Regions from separate parts of the Mus musculus genome. Here regions 1 and 3 are each linked to region 2. The links are chromatin loops, found by intact Hi-C in ENCODE. Cell type or tissue: heart. All regions are shown on one strand. Region 1 overlaps Dnm2 (dynamin 2). Region 2 holds the start of Ap1m2 (adaptor protein complex AP-1, mu 2 subunit). Region 3 has its middle 19 kb from the start of Keap1.

What was found. A loop is a pair of places that touch in the nucleus more often than their neighbours do. Peaks named below come from ENCODE experiments on the same cell type or tissue, not always from the same donor. Only the 100,000 strongest peaks of a DNase experiment are listed, where the experiment ranks them.
Region 1: it touches region 2 in a loop (2.5-fold over the local background); 7 of 42 quality-filtered maps call a loop at or near these places.
Region 3: a loop joins it to region 2, with 2.3 times the contacts of the local background. A loop is called at or near these places in 3 of 42 quality-filtered maps.

Annotation. Positions count from the first base shown.
Region 1 is chr9:21,466,686-21,471,685 of GRCm38, reverse strand. Dnm2 (dynamin 2) reads right to left here. Exons shown (of 21, transcript NM_001253893.1): 4 at 3,951-4,154; 5 at 245-343. Gm46104 (a long non-coding RNA gene) reads right to left here. Exons shown (of 2, transcript XR_001779096.1): 1 at 4,863-5,000; 2 at 4,489-4,728. Among named protein-coding and RNA genes, the nearest start is that of Gm46104, 3.4 kb to the right of the region's middle. In heart, a CTCF peak has its summit at 2,432 (motif pointing right); a DNase peak (open chromatin) is centred at 2,435.
Region 2 is chr9:21,311,480-21,316,479 of GRCm38, reverse strand. Ap1m2 (adaptor protein complex AP-1, mu 2 subunit) reads left to right here and starts at 4,147. Exons shown (of 11, transcript NM_009678.2): 1 at 4,147-4,273. The coding sequence starts at 4,232. In heart, a CTCF peak has its summit at 3,013 (motif pointing left); a DNase peak (open chromatin) is centred at 2,969; H3K4me3 peaks cover 779 bases; H3K27ac peaks cover 974 bases; H3K27me3 peaks cover 1,545 bases.
Region 3 is chr9:21,218,172-21,223,171 of GRCm38, reverse strand. No RefSeq gene overlaps it. Among named protein-coding and RNA genes, the nearest start is that of Keap1, 19 kb to the left of the region's middle. In heart, CTCF peaks have their summits at 1,460 (motif pointing left) and 2,564 (motif pointing right); DNase peaks (open chromatin) are centred at 1,401 and 2,471; H3K4me3 peaks cover 890 bases; H3K27ac peaks cover 961 bases.

The DNA.
Region 1 (5,000 bases), 160 kb before region 2:
ACAAGGTCTCATGTAGCCCAGGCTGACAGAGAACTTTCTATGTAGCCCAAGATGACCTGGAATTCCTGACCCCAACCCCACCTCCAGAGTGCTGGGATTACAGCAAGTACCGAGCACGAGTGTGGCTGCATACCTGCTTCTTAGTGTTCCAGAAAACAGCTGTAATGTAGAAACACTGTGTCCAGAGGAGAACCACAAAAGATACACCCCTGATCTGTGGCCCACCCCAGCCCTGTGTACATACCTCTTCTCAAGGGCAGTAGCTTGTTTTCCAGGACATCCCTGGCGTCTGTGCCTTCATCCATCAAGTCTAGCTTGGTGATGACACCGATGGTCCGTAGGCCTGAAAGAGTCCAGAGGTCAGAAGGGATCATGATCAAGGGCCCTTGGGGCCCTCTACAGTCCAAGAGACAGGGACAAGCCATGGTATCTTTTGCCTGGACAACTGTTGGCAGAGTATAAAATGACAGTTACTGCTCTAGTGACAGAACACTGGTAAGCGCATAACAAGACCCCAGCAGAACCAATGAACATCACGGAAACTAGAATCCCCCCTGCCCATTCTCAACATCACATTTGAACCTGAGCAACCTGGCCCAATTACTACTCCAAGGACCAGCCCATCAAAGTTCTCCCCAAGTCAACCAGAGTTAGCACATCCCACAGCAAAGCCACACCACCAAATAAATCCACTGTGCTTCTCAGCCTCCCTTGCTCCCGGATCCCTAGTTTGGGGTCCTGACCACGGTTCACCCGAGCAGTTTATAAGCTGAGCTTCCAAGCCAGGGTAGAAGCCCATGTACTCCATGGACTTGCCTTAGCATTCAGAAACCCTAGGTCGACCCTGTGCCAGGTGAGGTGCGGAGCACTTGCCAAGGAGCCTGGGCTCTTTCCTAAACATCTGGTTACACTGAGCCTGCAAGGTGTGCACCCGTGACCTCAGCCCTCGGGAGGTAGACTCAGGAGGATCACAAGTTTAAGGTCATCTCCCACTAAACAGAGTTTGAAGCCAATCTGGACCACAGAAGATCCTGCCTAACTAACAAGAACCACCTGATACATAAGGAACCCAGGCACCGGCTTGGACACACCTGTGAATGTGTTGCCTGTATGTTCCATGTGTGCAAGACACACAGAGGCTAATGGAGGCCCACAGAAGACTGGGATCAACTTGGCCATCACAGGTGACTACCTTAGCTGGCACTATTGTGAAGTGGGTACACCTATAAGAATTCATAGTTGATAGGGAAGAGGCCACACTATGGAGAGAAATGAGTGGAGAGGGGCCTGAGCCATGGTTGCCCAGGAAGCCAGCTGCTGAGAAGAGAGACAGTGAGGGTGAGGAGAGGGTAACTGTACAATGGGGCCTGCCCACAGAGTAACACACTATCACTATAATATAAAGTAGGGCAAGGCATGGTGGCTTGCTGTAATCTTAATATTTGGGAGGGGGAGGCAGGTAGAATCTGATACTGAGACTGCCTTGGTCTACACAGTGAAGTACAGGTAAGCCAGGGCTACATTCTGAAACCATGATTGAAAAATAAACAAAGAAAAGTTGCAATCAACAAAAGCAATGACCACAGAGGCACAGACAGAAATAAGGAGAGACTGTCCTCTTAAAAAATAAGTTTACGTGTAAGAAAAACTTTGAAAGGAACTGTGGCCAGCGCTATCTACATGGAAAAAGGGAGCTTTGCAGGCTCCTGATTTTTCCATGGTAACTTTTCTGTAAAAACCATGAGTATTTTCAAAGGCAAAAAAAAAAAAAAAAAAAAAAAAAAAAAAAAAAAAAAAAAAAAGAAAAGAAAAAAGAAAAAAAGAAAAGAAAAATGTGCTCACAAATGGTGACCGCCTGCACTGCCCTGCTAATGTTTGCCATGGCCACGCCCACTGTGTGTGGACAGCGGACAGCACGGCTGGATGGGCTAAGAAGCTCCTGACGAGGGCACACAGCCCTACCTGCAGCTCATTCTGCGGCCTCACAGGCCTCCTCTGCTCAAAACCCCACCCGGACTCTCCCAGGGTGTGTGCGCCCTTCTCTACTTTTCCAGGTTTTATTTCTTCTTGTTTTTTGAGAGAGGTTCTCCTGTAGCCCAGGCTGGCCTCTCAGTGTAGCAGATGATGAAATCTTGATCCCCCTGCCTTCACCTCTAGTGTGCGGCACCACACCAGCGTCACAGAGTGCTGGGATCCTGCCTGCTTGACAGGCACACACCAACAGAGCTACTCCAGGCCCAGACGTTCTCATCTCACCAGATACAACTGCACAATGCAGACAGATGTGCCTGGAATTATAACTGTGTCCTGGGAGGGCTCTGCTAAAGACTGGGTCTTATTGATTTATATATGCCATTAGGTCAACTAAGTTATGTGTGTGTGTATGAGTGTTTGGTGTGCATGTATATTTGTGTACCATGTTGTACCTGCAGAGGCCAGAAGAGGGCATCAGATCCCAGGAATTGAAACCACAGATTGTTGTGGGCATCGTATGGGTGCGGGGACCGAACCCATGTTCTCTGCAAGAACAGTTAAGTGCCAGCCGGGCGTGGTGGCACATGCCTTTAATCCCAGCACTCGGGAGGCAGAGGCAGGCGGATTTCTGAGTTCGAGGCCAGCCTGGTCTACAAAGTGAGCTCCAGGACAGCCAGGGCTATACAGAGAAACCCTGTCTCGAAAAACCAAAAAAATAAAAAGAACAGTTAAGTGCCATCCACCAAGCCCTTTCTAGACAGGGTTTCACTGTGAAGCCCTGGCTAGACTTGAACTCAAGGGGATCCACCTGCCACTGCCTATCAAGTTCTGGGATTAAAGGCGTGTGCTACCATGTCCAGCAGAAAGTACTCTTAACAGATTCTCAGATCAAACCCAGATAATCATTCATTCTGGGCACCTCTGATCAAACCCAGATAATCATTCAAGCTGGGCACCTCTGAACGGACAACCCCTCACTGGGGTTAAATCTGCAGACTAAAATGTGGGTCTTAAATGTCTCTCAAAGGCCCGTGTGCTAAGCTGTCTGTAGAGGAGAGCCACTGAGAGGTGGTGAAGTGAGGTCTCCTTGAAGCTTGTAGGTCGCTGGGGTCACTTGAAGCATCACACTTAAAGGGATCCCTTGTCTTTTTCTTCTTTTTTTTGTTTTGTTTTGTTTTGTTTTTTCGAGACAGGGTTTCTCTGTGTAGCCCTGGCTGTCCTGGAACTCACTTTGTAGACCAGGCTGGCCTCAAATTCAGAAATCCACCTGCCTCTGCCTCCCTTGACCTTTTCTTATTCCATGTTGCTCCCCACGTGCACAGGAAAGTGTTATCTGCTCACAGGCCCAGCAGCAACAAACCACCAATCACAAGAGGACACTCTGAAACCAGGAGCCTAACTAACCCTGTATGCTCTTTAAAAGACAGTGACTCTCCAGGGCCTAGCAAACACAGAAGTGGATGCTCACAGTCAGCTAATGGATGGATCACAGGGCTCCCAAGGGAGGAGCTAGAGAAAGTACCCAAGGAGCTAAAGGGAACTGCAACCCTACAGGTGGAACAACAATATGAACTAACCAGTACCCCGGAGCTCTTGACTCTAGCTGCATATGTATCAGAAGATGGCCTAGTCGGCCATCATTGGAAAGAGAGGCCCATTGGACACGCAAACTTTATATGCCTCAGTGCAGGGGAACGCCAGGGCCAAAACGTGGGAGTGGGTGGGGAGGGTAGTGGGGGGGAGGGTATGGGGGACTTTTGGGATAGCATTGGAAATGTAAATGAGGAAAATACCTAATTAAAAAAAAAAGGAAAAAAAAGAAAAAAAAAAAGACGGTGGCTCTGTCACAGTGTTGGTTATAGTGATGTGGTTACAGGGAATGCTGAATCTCAGGAGGCTTCTAACACAACTGTGACAGAAAGCACCTCAGGGAGGGGACCCAGCACTACTGGCTGCTGCCCAGTGCGGGCGGTTACCTTGGGGGTCCACCTCCTTGGCCAGCTTGAGGGCGTCTGAGTTGGCCAAGTCCATGTTGGCAGGTGTGACGGCAAGAATGAGGCTGCTCTCGCGGCTGATGAACTGCAGGATCATGTCCTTGATCTGGTACTCGATGTCTGGCGGCTGGTCCCCCACCGGCACCTTAGTGATGCCTGGGAGGTCGATGAGGGTCAAGTTCAACACTGAGGGGGAAATCAACAGGCAAGGTGGTGAGAGCCCCATTTAGAGTTCAGAGCCTACACACAGCCTGTAGAAACCCAGTGGACACCAGCAAGTTCCCAAGGGGAGTCACACCTGGGGTCACTCCTAACACTCCTACTAGAACACATTTCACTGTGTACTTTCTGTGTTGGGTGAGTACCCTCATGCGTACACGTGTGTGGAGGTCAGAGGTCACACAAATATCTTCCACAATTGTTCTCTACCATATTTATACTTTTTAAAAATTTAATATATTTTTAGAGAAAGAGAGAGAAGGAGAGTGTGTGTGTGCGTGCGCATGTGTGTAAGTGTGCATTTGTGTCAGTATGTGTGAGTGTGTTTGTGTATCAAGAAGTAGAAGTCAGAGGATCCATGGTAGTCAGCTGTCTCCTTACCATGTGGGTTCTGGGAACTAAACTTGGTCACCAGGCTTGCCAGAAGGTGTCTTTACCATTGAGCTATCTTGCTGGCTTCTTTTGAGAAAGGGTTTCCTCACTGAGCCCAGAGCTACACTGGGTAGCTACTGAGCACCAGGGATGGACCATCTGCCCAGACCTGCAGAGTTCCGTAATTAAAGACGTGCAGTGCAGTGCAGTGCTGCGTTCTGCATGGCTGCTATAGGAGAATGCAAGCCTTTCCCTTGTGTAGCAAGCACTCTACTTCCCAAGCCACGTGTCTTCCCATCATACCTTCTTCATTTCTGAGGCAGGGGTTCGGTATGTAGCCCAGACTGGCCTGGAACTCACCATGTAGCTCAGGCTATAAGCCCAGGTGGTCCAGGACCCACCCATCATCCACAAAGCTCTGCTTTGCATTCCTAGCACAGC
Region 2 (5,000 bases):
TCAGGACAGCCAGAGTTATAAAGAAAGACCCTGTTTTTTTTTGTTTGTTTTTTGTTTTTTTTTTTTTTTTTTGGTTTGGTTTTTCGAGACAAGGTTTCTCTGTGTAGCCCTGGCTGTCCTGGAACTCACTCTGTAGACCAGGCTGGCCTCGAACTCAGAAATTTGCCTGCCTCTGCCTCCCGAGTGCTGGGATTAAAGGCCTGTGCCACCACCGCCATCTCAAAAATATCAACAAGCTGGGTGGTGGTGGAGCACACCTTTAATCCCAGTACTTGGGAGACAGAGGCAGGTGGATCTCTGAGTTCAAGGCCAGCCTGGTCTACTCAATGAGTAGCCAAGGTTTCACAAAGAAACCCTGCCTCAAAACAGCAAGGTTAGTAGCCAGTTGTGAAGGGTCCCTGCCGGCCATAGAAAAACCCAGAGGAGGGCTGTGTCCTGGACACAAAGTAGGAAGTCAGAGGGACCTCTCCACAGAGAAACAATGACATAAAGAAAGCAAATTTGGTGAGAGTTTTGTAATGAGGGGTGAGGGCCATAGGTCAGCTGGAGTCTGACTGCTGGGTTGGGAGCCATAGGTGTGAGAGGGAGGGTGGGCGCTGATTGCTGGGGTAGACATTTCTTTAGAGGGAGGAGAAGGAAGGAGGCTGATAAGTAGAAACTGAGGTCGGACACAGGGAGGGAGGAGGAGGACAAGATATTTAGAACAAACTGGGACAAAGCCACCATCCCGGGGATGGTGGTGGCTACTGAGCCAAACTGGGCTGTGCTAAGCCAGGCTGGGCTGGGCTGGGCTGGGCTGGGCTGGCCGAGGCAAGACAGTGAGAGTCTGTTCTCTGCCCCCAAGGAGGCTCTTGGTCTCATGAATTTTTTAGCTAACTAGGCCTTGAGTTTCAGATTCCAGGGCGTTGGGCCCAGGCTTCTGGGTTCCATTTACCATGTGAATGCATCTTAGGTCCCAGGAGGGTGTTGCTGGCTTTGTGCTGTGCACATTTAAGTCCGGAGGCCTGAGGACAACTCCAGACACATTCCCTTCTTAGGAGCTAGCCATCTTTCTTTAAAATTATATTTGGTTTATTTTCTGTGTCTGTGTGCAGAGGGCAGAGGACCACCTATAGAAGTCGGTTCTCTCCCATCAATCATGAAGGACCTGGGGATTAGACTGGTGCTGAAACAGCCACCTTTGAGCAATTTCACTGACACCCCCCCCCCCAATTATGAGTTCTGTCTTTAGTCAAGGTGACAATATGTAGCCCTGGCTGTCCTGGAGAGTTCTGACTGTGGAGATCTGCCTGCTTCTATCTGGAGAGTGCTAGGGTTAAAAGCTTGTGTTACCAGCCTGGCTTCTCTGGCTCTCTCCACACCTTGTATTTTGAGATGTGTGTGTGAGCTCAAGCATGTGTTTGTGTGTGTGTAAATGTGTGTGTGTATGTATGTATGTATGTATGTATGTATGTATATCACAGTGTCCTTGCAAGCAGGGAAGCCCCTGGAATCTGCCTATCCCACTCCCAGCAGAGGTGAGGCGAGCCCAGGCTGCCTGTGTCTGCTGATGATAAGGAAGGACTCCTCTCCTGGAGCCTATGAGCTGGAGCCAGCTAAAAGCTGAGGGGTTGAGCCCAGCTGGTAGATCATGGGTCTAGCATGCAAGAGTGTCTGGGTTCTAGCCCCAGCACCACGTAAACTGGGCACGATCGAGCATTCCTGTGATCCCCGCAGCACTGAGGCAGGAGGATAATGATTTCCAGGCTGTCTGGGACTATATTATAGCATTAATAACAAAACCAGACAAACAAAACTGTTGGACAATTTTACCCTCTTGGAGCCAAACTTCAGGCTCCCCATCTTGCCAATGGAAGATAACAGCAGCTCGCTGGTTCCCTCAAAGGGTTATCCAGAAAATGAGGGCTTGGCTTAGCCGGTAGAGCGCTTGCCTAGCATACACAAAGCCCTGGGTTCCCTCCCGATCACTGATCACTGCACCACATCAATGGACTGTGGTAGGGTATGCATGTCACCCTGTCCCTTAGAAGGTACAGAGGTGCTCAGGAGTTCAAGGTGATCCTTGGTTAAATATGAAGGCCTGGAATAGATGGTTGTGGTTGCTGGGATTTGAACTCGGGACCTTCGGAAGAGCAGTCGGTGCTCTTAACCACTGAGCTATCTCGCCAGCCCCCTAGATGGGTCTTTAAAAAAGGGTGTAGGGAAGGTATTTATGGCGAGCCTGAAGATAGTGCTGCAACTGGGGAGGGTTAGGCAGAAGACTTGGCAATTTAAGGTGAAAAATAAAAAAGCTGGGCGGTGGTGGCACAAGCCTTTAATCCCAGCACTTGGGAGGCAGAGGCAGGCAGATTTCTGAGTTCCAGTCCAGCCTGGTCTACAAAGTGAGTTCTAGGACAGCCAGGGCTATACAGAGAAACCCTGTCTTGAAAAAAAAGAAAAAAAGAGGGCTGGTGAGATGGCTCAGTGGGTAAGAGCACCCGACTGCTCTTCCGAAGGTTCGGAGTTTAAATCCCAGCAACCACATGGTGGCTCACAACCATCTGTAAAAAGATCTGACTCCCTCTTCTGGATTGTCTGAAGACAGCTACAGTGTACTTACATATAATAAATAAATGAATCTTTAAAAAGATTTAAAAGGAAAAAAAAGAGAAAAAAGGGGGAATTTAAGGTTAGCCTGTGCTATACATGAGGCCCCAGACAAAAACATTAAGGGCTGGGAATGTAATCAGGGGCACAGGGCTTGCCTGTCACCAGCAAAGGTGGGCGTTCCACCCCCTAGGACTGTCAAAACAACCAGAATAAGAGAATTGTGGCCTGATAACCCGGCTGTGTGGCCCTGAGACTGTCTGTGCTCTGCTTCCTCCCAGGTGGTGGCTGATAAGCTCTTCACACAGGCCCTCTGCTTTAGGACAATTGCCTTGGGAGATCCTCATAGCTGCATCTGGACTCCCGGCCTGTTAAAGGTCAGAGCCCGCACCGATGCCCAAACGGGCTTTGTCGCCCCCTGGCGGCTGCACAGGAAACGTTTCTTCCACAGCGGAGCGTCATGTAGATGGCTAGGCTAAGGTTTAGAGTGGGTTTTTTTCCCCATCACCTTCCGCAAAACGGTATCCCAGCAATGGGGAAGCAGAATGATCTTGAGTTTAAGGGTAGCCTGGGATATTAAAAAAAAAAGAATGAAATTAGAAAACGGAAAACAAAGTCAGACATGTTGGTTCGTGACTAATCACAGAACTTGTAAGGCTGAGGCCAGTCTGGACCACACAATGAGCTCCAGGCCATCCGGGCTATCTCAACCTTTCTTCTAGATTTTTTTTTTTTTTTTTTTTTTTTATGGTTTTTCGAGACAGGGTTTCTCTGTATAGCCCTGGCTGTCCTGGAACTCACTCTGTAGACCAGGCTGGCCTCGAACTCAGAAATTCGCCTGCCTCTGCCTCCCGAGTGCTGGGATTAAAGGCGTGCGCCACCGCCCGGCTTCTTCTAGAATTAATAACACAAAACAAATAAACAACACGAGCGAAGCATGGTGGCGCCTTTAATCCCAGCACTCGAGAGGAAGACGCAGGTGGACTCGAGGCCAGCTATGGCTACACAGAGAACTCTGTTTTGAAAAAAATATATACAACTAGCAGCAACAGCAATACTAATAATAACAACAGAAACAACGAAACAATTAAAATGTTTAGTGTGAGAAGGATTAACACTACTGAACATCTAGTGGTGGGCACCGGGTCACACATAGAAAAAGGGCCAAGTCCTGTTGAAACTGGTATGTGTGGGTGAGAGAACAAGTTACATAGACACACGAACAGGCTGATGCCCTGGTGGGTGGATGGATGCTTGATTGGGTGGATACGTGTATGTATGGGTGGGTTAATGTAGATGTGAATGTGTATACGTATGTGGAAGGGGGTGATGGATGGATGTGTGGGTGGGTGGGTGAGTGGAAGCGGAGCGTGAATGGATACATGGGTAGGCGGATGCGAGGATCGATGGAGAACTTGAGACAGGACAGCAGTCGCGGCTCCTGGACCAGCCTTGGCATTTGCCGCCGACCGTGCCTCTCACCTGGCGGCCTCCCCTTTAAGACGCATTCACCTGGCGGCCTCCCCTTTAAGACGCGCTCACCTGGCGGCTCACCTGGGCGAAGGCGCTTCCGCAGGAAGAAGGAAGCCGCAGCGCTGCCGCCTCTGCAGCTCGCTCTCGCCTCCTAGCTTCACGGACTGCCACCATGTCGGCCTCGGCAGTCTTCATTCTGGACGTCAAGGGCAAGGTGAGGCAGAGGGCGAGGGATCGAGGTACTCCGGGCGAGTCCGCGGGCCTAGGGCTCAGGACCAGGAGCCGGGAACCCGTCCTCTCCAGCCGTCTGTGGCAAGGGGCTTCACCTCTCTTAGAGTCATTTTCCGTGTTTGTAAAATGAGATGCCCACCATCTGAGCGCCCTGAACCAGTGAGCACAGTCCTTCTGCAACCCTGGGGCTCAAAAATGCGCCAAGTGTAACTCTCTGGCTATCCTAGCAAGCTTCTCCAGTGTCGATCAGAGCGGTAGAGATGAAAACAAGAGCCCTGTAATGCAATGACAGCCTGGTCATGTGCCTCAGTGGGCAGCTGGCTGGCCTAGCACACAGACCTAGGTAATGGTCCCAGCGCACTGCATAAGCAGCCATAATTCCAGCACTTGGAAGGTGGAGGCAGAAGGATCAGGAAATCAAGGGAGTTTGAATCGGGCCTGAGCTATGTGTGAGTGACACCCTCACTGTCTCAAAAACAAAACAGGCTCAACAAGCCCAGGCACCGGCTGCCTAAGCCTGGCGACCTGAGTTTAAGTCTCAAACCCAAGTGAAAGGGAATGGAGACCACACACACACAGACACCACACAGACACACACACATACAGACACACACACACACACACACACACACACACACACCAGGCATCAGCATGCTCCCTCACACACTATGCACACAGAAAATAATAGTGCCTGTGAAAAGAAGCTAGCA
Region 3 (5,000 bases), 93 kb after region 2:
CCTGGGTTCAATACGCAGCACCCACGTGGCAGCTCACAACCCTCTGTAGTTCTGGGGGATCGGAAGCCCTCTGCTGACCTCCAAGGTTGCTGTCAAAATCTCCATATACATAAAGCTAAAAAAAAAAAAACTTAAAAAAATTTAAAAAAATCTCTTTCTCTCTCTCTCTCTCTCTCTCTCTCTCTCTCTCTCACACACACACACACACACACACACACACACAGGCGTGGTGGCACAGGCCTTTAATCCCAGCACTCGGGAGACAGAGGCAGGCAGATTTCTGAGTCTGAGGCCAGCCTGGTCTACAAAGTGAGTTCCAGGACAGCCAGGGATACACAGAGAAACCCTGTCTCGAAAAAAACAAAAACAAAAACAAAAACAGGACAGAGAGGTGGCCCAGTGGTAGTCAGCAAGGCTGGTGGCCTGAATTAACGCCCAAGCACCAACTTGGCAGAAATGACGACTCCTGGAAGTTGTTCTCTGACCGCCACACACTAAATGTGTCCCCTGACCTAATAAATACAGACTGGCTGGGCAGATGTTTCAGCAGTTGGAAACACGTGCTGCTCTTGAATGGGACCTGAGTTAGGTTCCCAGCACCCACATCGAGCAGATAACCAGGCCTGCGACTCCAGCTTCAGGGGAATCCAGGATAGGCATGTGCATATAGCTATAGACATACCAAGAATGAAAAGTAAACTAAGGATCTGGACCCAGGTGGTGCAGACCCCAGTCCTGGAGAGCCAGCTGGAGGCTCTCTGTGAGTCTGGTCTACACAGTCTGGTCTACACAGCCAACTGTGGGAGAGAGACCCTGTGTCAAAACAAACAAGGAATCAAAGTCAGGATTAAAAATAAACAAACACCAGGACAGCCAGGGTTATACAGAGAAACCCTGTCTCAAAAAACCAAACCAACCAAACAACCAAACAAACCCAGCAAAAAAGAGATTCGGCCGCAATCAGTTGTCCCCACTCATGCACATCATGCCCATAGTTGCGCACGTGCACACACACACACACACACACACACACACGTGCAGGATGGAAAGGGAATGAAGAGATGATATTTAGTGCTGACATCTAACACCACAAACAAGAGAAGCCTCACTCACATCTAACTTTGAACTCTTGAAAACACACACACACACACACATCCCAAGAGCAAATACATGGAGTTGCATGGAACTGGCTAGATTTTCTAGAAAATTATTGCTAGAGTGTGGCCCCTTGGAGACCAGCCATCAGCTATTCCGTGTGCTGGAATTTCATCCTTACATCTGGGCAGTCCCTGTCTACAGCTGGGGCGTCTCCCCAAATACCCTGGGGTTGCAAGGGCTGTGCAACTGTTAAGAGCTTTAGGCTGTTCTCACAGACTGGGGGTTGATTGCCGGCATCCACAGGGCGGCTCACAGATGTTTGTAACTCTAGTTCTAAGCATCTATCTCCCTCTTCTGATCTCTTCTGGTACTGCGTCTTGTGGTACACGTATATACATGCAGCCAAAATACCACAGGAGTAAAATAAAAATGTAAAAACTTGGGGCTGGAGACTTGGCTCAACTGGTTAAGAGCACTTGTTCTGCTTGCTAAAGTACCCAGGTTCAATGTGTAGCTCATACGGAGGTTCACCACTTCCTTAAACACCAGACACATATGTGGTGCACAGATGTAGAAGCAGGCAAAACACTCATGCACACACAAAAAATAGATAAAACAAACCTAAAAAAAAAACTTAAAAATATATATGCATGCTGAGTGCATTGGATTCTCTCTGTGGCTATTTTAGAAGAAATATCAGCCCAATTCTGTAAGCAGTGTCACATGAGGTATGTCACATGGGACATGCTAAGTTCCCTTATCAGCTAATTTGCCCTCCTTCCTGTGAGCTCCTGGCCTCTAAATCACTATTCTGCAAGAAGAGGGTGAGCTTGAAACCCTAGTTATCTGCCTTCCCTCCAGAGTGCTGGGGTGGGGCAGATCGCAGTGCTCCGGACAGAGCCCAGGGCTTTGAGCAGAAACAACAGTTGTTGTTCTACAGTTAGGGTCCAGCGGCCGTGACTGATTAGGCTTCCTTTAAGGAAGTGGAAAGCGACCTGAGATCATTCAGGATAAATATCACAGGGTTGGGTGGTGGTGTGTGTCTGTCATCCCGACAGTTAGGAGGTGGAAGCGGGAGGAGCCAATTAGGAGTGAAAGGCCAAGCTCAGTGACATAAGAGTTCATGGCCAGCCTGTGCTACATGAAACTCTGTCTCAAAAATAAAAGGATAAACTAGGTACTACCCTAAGGTAGGATTGACGCGAGGGCCAGGATACTCTAAGAAAAAGGACCTTAGGATCCTGTTCAAATCAAATTGAAAGCAAGGTCATTAGGAGGACTACAGGCAGTAGAACCCAGCCTGCAGATCAGAAGTCGAGCGGCCGCAACCCTCATTGGCTATTTTCTTCAGAACTGACAGCGACCTTAGCCAATAATAGCTTGGAATAGCCTCCCGCCCTAGCTCCGCCTCTCGGATGGTCTGCACCTGCGCCGCTTCCTGATGTACATGTAGTTCCGCAGGAGCCCAGAAGGGGGCGCGAGAGGGCTTGTGCTCCCAGTTCTGGCTCCTTACCTGACTTGGGACAAATACCTATTTGACTGGTAATACAGATTGTTGGTAGTAATGTAGTAAAACACACTATGTCCAGCGTGTAGTCTGCACAGGAATAGTGCTATTGTATTTGTCAGCAAGGGAAACTGAGTAGATACATTAACTAGTTTAGATTTAAGCTTTGGATAAGCCTGTGTGGTGGAATAAGCCTTTAGGAAGTTTAACAGGAGACTCATGATGAGTTCAAGGGTATCGTCGTACATATAAGCTCCCGAATGGCCGGAGCTACGTGTGACTCTATTATTTAAGCCTTTTTGATACAGGGTCTTTCTACATAGATAAGGCTGGCTTTGAACTTACAATCTACCTGCCTCTGTCTTCCTAGTGTTGGGACTAAAGGTGTGTGCTGCCACACCTGGGAGAGATCTTGCTTAATCAACCCCCACAGGAAACTCCATCTGACTTACTGGGTATCTGTCTGTCTCTCTTGTTAGTCTGTCAGAGAGATGGTGATGCTGTTCTGAGCCCTGGCTGCTCTTCCAGAGGATTCAGCAACCACGTGGTGACTTTAAATCATCTGCAACTCTAGTTCCAGAGAATCTGAGCGCCCCTTCTGGCCTTCTTGGGCACTGCACTTACAGATACCCATTACACACACACACACACACACACACACACACACACACACACACACACATAAAAATAGAAATAAAAATTTTTTATTGTTGTTTTTTTCGAGACAGGGTTTCTCTGTATAGCCCTGGCTGTCCTGGAACTCACTCTGTAGACCAGGCTGGCCTCGAACTCAGAAATCCACCTGCCTCTGCCTCCCAAGTGCTGGGATTAAAGGCATGCACCACCACGCCCGGCATAAATGTTTTAAAAATAAAATCAACCCCAAATTAAAATCTCAGTAGGCATTTTATAAGGTTTAATGTATATGAGTACACTGTCTCTGTCTTCAGACACACCAGAAGAAGGCATCAGATCCCATGACAGATGGTTGTGAGCCACCATGTGGTTGCTGGGAATTGAACTCAGGACCTCTGGAAGAGCAGTCAGTGCTCTTAACCACTGAGCCATCTCTCCAGCCCTATAAATAAATCTTTATTTAAAAATAAATAAATAAATAAATAATTATATTTGTCACCTCAAATATTCATTCTTTGTAGGAAGAACATTAGGATTTATTTTTGGTGTGGTGGTGCACGTCTTTAATCCCAGCACTAGCGAGGCAGAGGCAGGCAGATTTCAGAGTTCGAGAAATCCTGTCTCGAAAACAAAAAACCAAACCAAAACAAAAAATATATACTATGTAGGCTAGTGGTTCAAGGGACAAAGATGTCTGCTACTGAGGCTAATGACCTGGATTCTACCCACCGCAGCCAATTACTGGAAGGAATAGAGGTAGGTGGGGTAGCCTTTTTGGGGTCGTAGATTGAGAAGAGAGAGAGAAGAAGGGCACAGCAGAGAGGAGGAAGTCTCCATGAGAGGAGATGGCTGGGAGAAACAGCAAGTATCTGGGGCACAGTGCTGGGGAGCAGCCAGTCCAGCAGCTAGAAGTAGATTAGGGGTGACCCCAGTAACTGTCCAAAGCCAAGTAAAATAACCATAGGCTGAGTCCCATCCATCTGTACATTAGACGGGGATTAGTTTCAATTGGCTTAACTGCACTGGACATGTGTGCTGAGGGATATGTGCACATGTGTGTGTGCACGTACTCACACATGCACATAAATAATAGTAAGATGTAACAAAAATTAAGAACAAAACATTAAAATAAAAAAAAAAAAAGAAGGCTGCCTAGAAAGATGTCTCAGCGGGTAAGCACTTGTTACCCTTGCAGAGAATGGGCTTGGTTCTCAGCACCCACACTGGGCGGCCTGGTCACTGGGATCTGACAGCATGCGCATATCAGACAGGTTTGCACATGTACACATGAATAAGAATAATTGTTTGAGACAGGGTCCGCTCTTGTAGCTCTGGCTGTCCTGGAACTTGCCATGTAAATCAGACTGGCCTCAAACTCACAGGTTCATCTGCTTCTGTCGCCCCAATGCTGGGGTCAAAGGTGCTACCACAGGCTTAATCTTTTTTTTTTTTTTTAACAAGAGTAAATTTTAAAAAATTGGCTTACTAAGCCGGGCGTGGTGGCGCACGCCTTTAATCCCAGCACTCCGGAGGCAGAGGCAGGCGGATTTCTGAGTTCGAGACCAGCCTGGTCTACAGAGTGAGTTCCAGGACAGCCAGAGCTATACAGAGAAACCCTGTCTCAAAAAAAACAAACAAACAAAAAAATTGTCTTCCGTGTGAAGGCGCGATAGCATCACCTCAGTCCCTGGAACTCACACAGTGGGGAGAACTCACCCCCATGTGAGTTCTCTGACCTGCATGTGGCTAGTGCGGCACA